Linked DNA regions of Homo sapiens: region 1 is linked to region 2. The links are chromatin contacts, found by Hi-C or POLR2A ChIA-PET in ENCODE. All regions are on one chromosome and are shown on one strand. Each heading gives the region's core, a stretch centred on a gene start or an enhancer-like site at or near the end of the contact. The rest is flanking DNA. Distances are from core to core; before and after follow the strand shown. Region 1 overlaps UGP2 (UDP-glucose pyrophosphorylase 2). Region 2 has its middle 21 kb from the start of UGP2.

Region 1 (3,400 bases), core at 386-2,885, 41 kb after region 2:
AGTGTCTTTATTTTGAAGCATAAGTTTTAAGCTTCTTCAGAAAATGTATTTGCAATCCCATATGCCCTTAATCTTGAAAATTTTGGAATGCAGAGGCAAAAAATAAGTTTGCTCTTCAACTACGTCATGAGTTTCTTGAGGGCACAAATGTGTTTTATATACGATATGCATGTTACCAGCTTTTGCAGATAGTTCTGAGAATACAAATCTTGAGCTAATGTTTGTTCACCTTGGTTCTTTTGGATTCCTCCTTCTAGCCTCCTCGTCCTACTCTTCTCTTTCCCATAGGTTTCCTTTCTCAGGTCTTAGAGATTATTATAGAGATCAATTTTCCTTTCAAAATGTAATTTTTAAAAGTGAACATAGGTCTTTTTTTAAAAAAAATGCAAATAATATTTTATATTCCTAAGTAAAAAGAAATTACTGTGGAAGAACAGCCATTTAGAGTAACATTTCTCATGTCAGCCTTATATCAAAGGTGTGACATAAACATTGTCATACCAGTGGATCTATATTTTTGTGTATGAGTTGACAATTAGCAGAGTCAGCCACCTGGTTTGTAAGTAAAGTTTTATTGGAACACACCCACACATTCATTTATGTATTGTCTATAACTGCTTTTTTGCAACAATGGCAGAGTTGAATAGTTGGAGTGGAGACAGTATGGCTTGTAACAAAACCTGAAATACTTATTATCTAGCCTATTTACTGACCCCATTTTAGTGTATGTATTTTCAGAACATCTTTGGTAGCTTTCTTTATTTCTTTGGCCCTCAGAAAACTGACCTCATATGCCTTTGTCATTTCAGATGATCACTTTTAATTTTTATCTTTATTTTTTATTTTCTTTTAGAGATGAGGTCTTGTTCTGTCACTCAGGCTGGAGGGTAGTGGCACAGTCATAGCTCACTACAGCCTCGAACTCCTGGGCTCAAGGGATCCTCCTGCCTCAGCCTCCTGAGTAGGCAGGACTACAGGCATTGTGCCACCAGGCCCAGCTAATTTTTTTTTTTTTTTTTTTTTTGTAGAGACAGGGTCTCCCTATGTTGTCTAGGCTGGTCTTAAAGTCCTGGCCTCAAGTGATCCTCCTGCCTTAACCACTTTTTAGATAAAAATAGTTTTTCATAAATACTAGATTGAAGGACATATTTTATAGATAGGCATTGAAATTTTATATTGTGAGGTTTTACTCGTTCTTACCTTTTGTGTTGAATGCTTTGTTTTAGCTCTCAGTGAGTACATAGATGTTTTGTGAGAAGTCTTTTGAGTTCATGTTTTATGAATTATGGCTAATAAGAACCCAGTTTATAGCGTTATGGATAATGCTCTGCTCCTTCTTTGTAAATGTTAACTAAATGTAATAATAAGATTATCTTGATATTTAACTACATAAGTAAAAAAATTTTTATATATATATAAAGGTTAATGTTTTAAATTAGAGCAAGAAAGGACAAGCCAGCATATGTAGCTTATTTGACCATTTCATTGTTTTCCAGAGAGGTTATGAGAGTGTCTTGGTCTTGGCCAAGCTTACACGTTGGGCATGGACAGGGATGGGAAATAGATCAGAGTTACGAGGAAGTACGGGGCCTGTTCAAGAAGGTATTGGAGCTGACGAGTTCTCTTGAGCGCTAATTTAAAACCTGTTGAAGTCACATGGCTGGCACTGACCCCTGGTGGTGATGTATTTTCATTTCTATACAAAATATTCTCTAAAGAAGGCTTTTTTACCAGCACAGGCAACATAGACCTCACCTCTACAAATTTTTTTTTTTTAGTTAGCTGTGCATGGTGGCATCTACCTGTAGTCCCAGCTACTTGGAAGGCTGAGGTAGGAAGATCACTTGAGCCCAGGAGTTTGAGGCTACAGTAAGCTATGATATCACCACTGCACTCCAGCCTGGGCAACAGAGTGAGATCCTGTCTCAAAAAAAAAAAAAAAACAAAAAAACGACTTTTTCATTTCAATATTTAATAGGATCAAAAGAGTGAAGGTATATTTGTGAACAGGGAGGAGTTATGTAGGGTCATAGGGTAGAGAATTGGCATGAAGAGAATAGCATGCATCAATGTGGTATTTAGCTCCAATGGATTTTTTGTTTTGTTCCATAAAATTGCTGAGACTTTTTCTTAGTCTATCAATACAAAAAACATTAAAAGCTATTGTTTATTTATAAGGAAGTCTGAGGAAGTTACAGTTTATGTGTGCAGAGTACAGATACATAGCATTTTTTTTTCTGAAGGTGAACCGTAGTACACTGTGCATTTAAAGTTTGCACATTAAAAGAAAAAAATCTTGAGGCAATCTGGCCAAGCATCTGATATAGTATGCCATATAGGATGATTTGCTTTGAGCATGTGAAGATTTCCCAGCTGCAACTAGCCAATGATAAAGCCATTAGAGACTTGTTTTGTGTGTATGTGGAGATACACACACAAATGAGATTCTAAAAAGTATTCCACAAAAAGGAATTAGTGGCATTTAAAGAAATGGCTCTGAGGACATGGCTGAATACCAAAGAGTCTCATCATTTCTTTGACATAAAGTTTTAAAACAGTAATATATAGAAATACTGACACTAAGCAGACATACTAATTTAGCAAATATTGCCAAAGCTTCAACTTTTGATTTCATGATGAATTGAACAGTTTTTGAATTTCCCTCGGGATTACCTTCCTTCACATTCCTTCGTGTACAGGACTTTCAGAAATGGGGACCTGATAAAGGAACTGACAACAAGCCCATGATTATTAATTCCATACTGGTTACATGTCTATAATTTCACTTTAGAAATAGCAATAGCAAATACATGGAACTTTAATGGCAGTTACATATTTGATTTGATAGACTCCCGGTTTTATTGTTGGACCAGGGTCTCTAACTACTGCCTTTGTGTCCAAAGTAGAGGACAGTCCAGTCCCACAGAATTGAATTCATTAGGAAAATCAGAGTGTGGGTTTAGGTGGTAATACTACTATTTGAACATTGCCAGTCCCTCCAATTCCAATTTCCACCCCACAGAGAAAGTATGGTGTTAAAGAAATGGTGTTAAAGTTTCTGAAACTTCTTTTGCCCACAGGCAGGCTAACAAGAAGGGAGATACAAGATGATTTTAGTAAAGAGTCCTTTACTAAGGACTTTACTGGAACAGATTGTGACGTAAGCAGGTTGGTATTTGGAACTCCATTTCTGTTAGCATACCTTTCCAGCTCCCTGAGTCATCTACCTTTGTCCTTTCTAATCATACTAAAGTGGAGTGTTCTTTTAAAACTATCTTCTTAGCTGATAAGGATATGGGTCAGATGTTCCACAAGGTTGACTAATTTTATGACTTCAGCTGACTTCTATAAAAAGGTGATGAATATACATAACTGTTGGTAGTGTTTGAATTTTTTTAAA
Region 2 (3,492 bases), core at 276-2,775:
TATACATAAATACAAACGTCTCTTGATATATATTTACTATAAATAGATGTATACACACATATATATAATATACACACATAGATATATGCACTCTTATATATGTTTTCTCCATATATCACAGTTTAAATCAAGGTTTTAAAAAAGATTGTACAGAAACAGCTGAGGTACACTTAATTATGACTTAATTAGGATATGGAGGGCAAAGCAGCTCTGGGTTCAAATCTTGGTTATTTATTAGTAGTGTGACCTTGAACAAGTTATTTAACCTGTCTAAGCCTCAATTTTTATCAGGGGAACTAACAGGGCTGTTATTAGGATTAAAATTTTGATCTGTCTGATTATTTTTCTGTGACCTTTTCTGATTGATCAGCTGAGGGATCTCCCTCAATTTACTAAAGTTATTACCTGCATTGTTATTTCCTGTGCTTTACTAATGGCTGTGAGTTCCTCAGCACGTTTACAGGTCAGGTGGCTTGGGTTTCCCTAATAGTCATAAACCAGCAGGTGGAGGATATTAAGCTTTCTGCTCTGCAAGCCCAGTGGTTCTCAAACATGAGTGTTTATCACAATCTCCTGGAGGACTTGTATTAAAATACAGCTTGCTGGGCTCCACTTTCGGAGTTTTAATTCATAGACATGCAGTAAGACATGAGAATTTGCATTTATTTAACAAGTTCTAGTAAGTTCCCGGGTGATACTGTTGCTTCTGGTCCAGGCACAGTATTTCTAGAACCTCTATTCTAGCCCAATGTCAGAAAAGTTGGTAAACTGGGTCCCCTTCACTTAAAAGAGAGAGGAAGGAGCTTCTTTGCTCTCAGGCTCTCCAAGTACAAAGGAGACAGTTTTCACAGACACTTGGCAAGAGAGTGACTCTATCTACCTATGCAGGCCCCCTTTTCCTCTTAGACAGGGGTCAGCCTTCCTGAGCTACAGACTTCATATGTCGCTCATTTACCCTCTCCTATGAGAGCTCACAGATTTTCTCAGAAGCATGGATTACTTCCAAGGGACTCTGGCAGTTGCTTTTAGTCCCTGAGTTGCTCCAGTAAGGAACTGTGGGAAGAGAGAGATCAGGAACATGTGTTCATTTTCTTCCCAAAAACTTCTTCTGTGAGAATTAAGGGAGATAAAAGCATGATGTCTGGGACATTAAGAGTACTTAATAAATGTTACTGTCATTGTTATGACTTCAACTTTTTTGAAGTGGATGTTTGCAAAGATGGTTGCATCATAACAGAAACAGTACATGAGATGAACAGGTTTGTCAGGAAAATGAATAGTTTAGTTAGGAACATTTTAATGTTTATAAATTTTATATTTATTTTCATATTGATAAATTTTTGTATCATGGCTCTAAGGTTAAAGTTGAGGAATTTTATAAAACAGACCAGATTAGTAATCTGAGAGACAGAGGAGACAACAGAAAGCTTGTGGAGCTTCTTTTGGGAAATAGTGATGCAACCCAGTTTGAGACCTAACTAGCTAGAGGATAACACAAATGCTAGCAGCTGGCTGGCTCACAGAGACTCGTTTTTGAGAGCAGGCAGTAAGCACATGTTAAGCTTGTGATGTACTTTGGCAGACAGTCTTGACAAACCTATCTCATTCTTTAAACACATGGTTCCAAAGTTGCTAAGCAAAGTTCAGTCTGAACCTTGACTTTGCCTCCCTTAGAAGCGGGGGCTTGTATATTTTGCAATGCCTCATTAAATATTTCCGCATTTTGGTCTCTGCAAAAAAACGTGTGTTCTTTTTAGGAAACGGTGGTTTTTTGGGGACAAACTTAATATTTGTATCTTAGTTATCCATACCAATATTATTTCTATGCTTTATACGCTTTCAAATTACTCTGAGGCATTTACCTAGGTTCTAGGAATTACACAAACCTTAAAGTAAAAAAAACAACAAACAAAAATCCCATATAAATTTAACTTAAATTTATTAAAAACTATAGTATATATACTTATTTCTAAAACTTTAGCAACCATTTTGTGGTTTGTTTTTTAAAGCCAAATTATGAGACTATAGCTTTTGAAAATCTACATAGTCAATATTCTTAGAAGTGAAAATGCAATTATAAATTCATTCCACATGATTCAGTTACATTTAATTCGACATGTGACTAGTAGGTACTGGAGACACAGACATGAATAAATGATGATGTCCTTGTCCTTGAGGAGTTCACAGTTCTTCTGACCATGTGTTTGACTATTTGTTTCCATGTCTCTCTCACCCACTAGACTATGATTTGTCTAGTCCCTAGAGGAGGAGGTGACTGACTCTGCCAGGGAGTCTGAACTTGGAGGTGTCATTAAGAAGGTGAACTCTGGGTTGGCTCTTGAAGGATACTAAGATTTGGGGTGAGGAAGTAGGGAGAGAAGGGCAGGACAATCTAAATGGAAATAACAGAATAAGTGCAAAAGCACTGACATGGAAAATAATTGTTAAGATTTACAAGTATCACTGCGTGGCTACAGCTCCTGTGTTCCTTTGAGTGTAGTACAAATGAGGAGGGTAGAGTTAGGTGAGACCAGATAGTGAAAGGTTCTTTTTCTCATCTAAGGAGTTTTGATTTTACCTGTAGGTGGCTGGGAGACGTGGAAGCTTTGTAAGCAGCAGAGTGACAAGATCAGATTTGTGTTTTGACAACAACTTCAGTGTCAACAGTACAGAGAGTGGACCATGGTGAACTACCTCAGACAAAAATCTAGTTAGGATGTGGTCACAACAGGCCGTCTATTGCTGTTTCCAATGTTTGACTCAATATTAGTCTCAAATTCTATTTTAAAATTGTTACATAAAATGATAACAGTCAGTGAAAATGAGCTAAAACTATAGGCCCTACTCAAAGGCTTAAAGCTCAAAATTGAGGATATCAAAGGATTTCAGAAAAAAATACACACACAAACGCACACTTAAGGTATGAAGTTAAGTAGTAAGGATAGGTTTTCAGCACCTTTTCAGTCACTCAGCTAATTAACATAAGACTAAAATATGAACCACCTCTGTGTGAGGGAAGAGGGATTACGATTGTTGAGATATACTGTGAAACAATTCAATGTTTTATTAAAGAAAATAGAAAAGAGATGGGGTTTGTGAATCAATCAATCTGAACTTCAAAGGGAAAATATGGGGAATAATATTAATAGTTACTCCCAGTTTTTTAAAATTATTCCCTGTTTTTTATCTCTGTTTTTAAAATTATTATGTAAAATGACTGTTTTGTTTTATGTAACAATTTTAAAATAGAATTTGAGACTAATATTGAGTCAAACACTGGAAATAGCAATAGACGGCCTGTTGTGACCGCATCCTAACTAGACTTTTTGTCTGAGGTAGTTCACCATGGTCCACTCTCTGTACTGTTGACACTGAAGTTGTCAAAACACAAAGCACTGGCCAATATGTTACCTATTTATTATGACATAATTAAAAGAAATTAGAGTTTGTAGAATTTTTATATTAAAATTCAGCTTTGGAGATTTATTTTAA

The links. Hi-C counts contacts between places; a loop is a spot of excess contacts on that map. ChIA-PET counts read pairs that join two places held with the same protein, here RNA polymerase II (POLR2A).
Region 1: a loop to region 2 is called in a map with no recorded cell type, with 2.9 times the contacts of the local background. The contact joins two enhancer-like sites. A Hi-C loop is called at or near these places in 3 of 168 maps with a recorded cell type or tissue (CD8-positive, alpha-beta T cell, Caco-2 and posterior vena cava) and 1 of 37 single-sample maps with no recorded cell type. POLR2A ChIA-PET finds 5 or more read pairs at or near these places in 9 of 52 experiments (BJ, H1, HEK293 and 6 more).

Annotation. Positions count from the first base shown.
Region 1 is chr2:63,859,761-63,863,160 of GRCh38, forward strand. The region is part of intron 3 of UGP2 (UDP-glucose pyrophosphorylase 2); the gene reads left to right. Among named protein-coding and RNA genes, the nearest start is that of UGP2, 20 kb to the left of the region's middle. Within about 2 kb of position 1,636, at least 8 of the 41 ENCODE cell types and tissues checked have a DNase peak (open chromatin) inside an H3K27ac peak, as active enhancers do.
Region 2 is chr2:63,818,951-63,822,442 of GRCh38, forward strand. It overlaps a transcript of WDPCP not described here. Among named protein-coding and RNA genes, the nearest start is that of UGP2, 21 kb to the right of the region's middle. Within about 2 kb of position 1,526, at least 11 of the 41 ENCODE cell types and tissues checked have a DNase peak (open chromatin) inside an H3K27ac peak, as active enhancers do.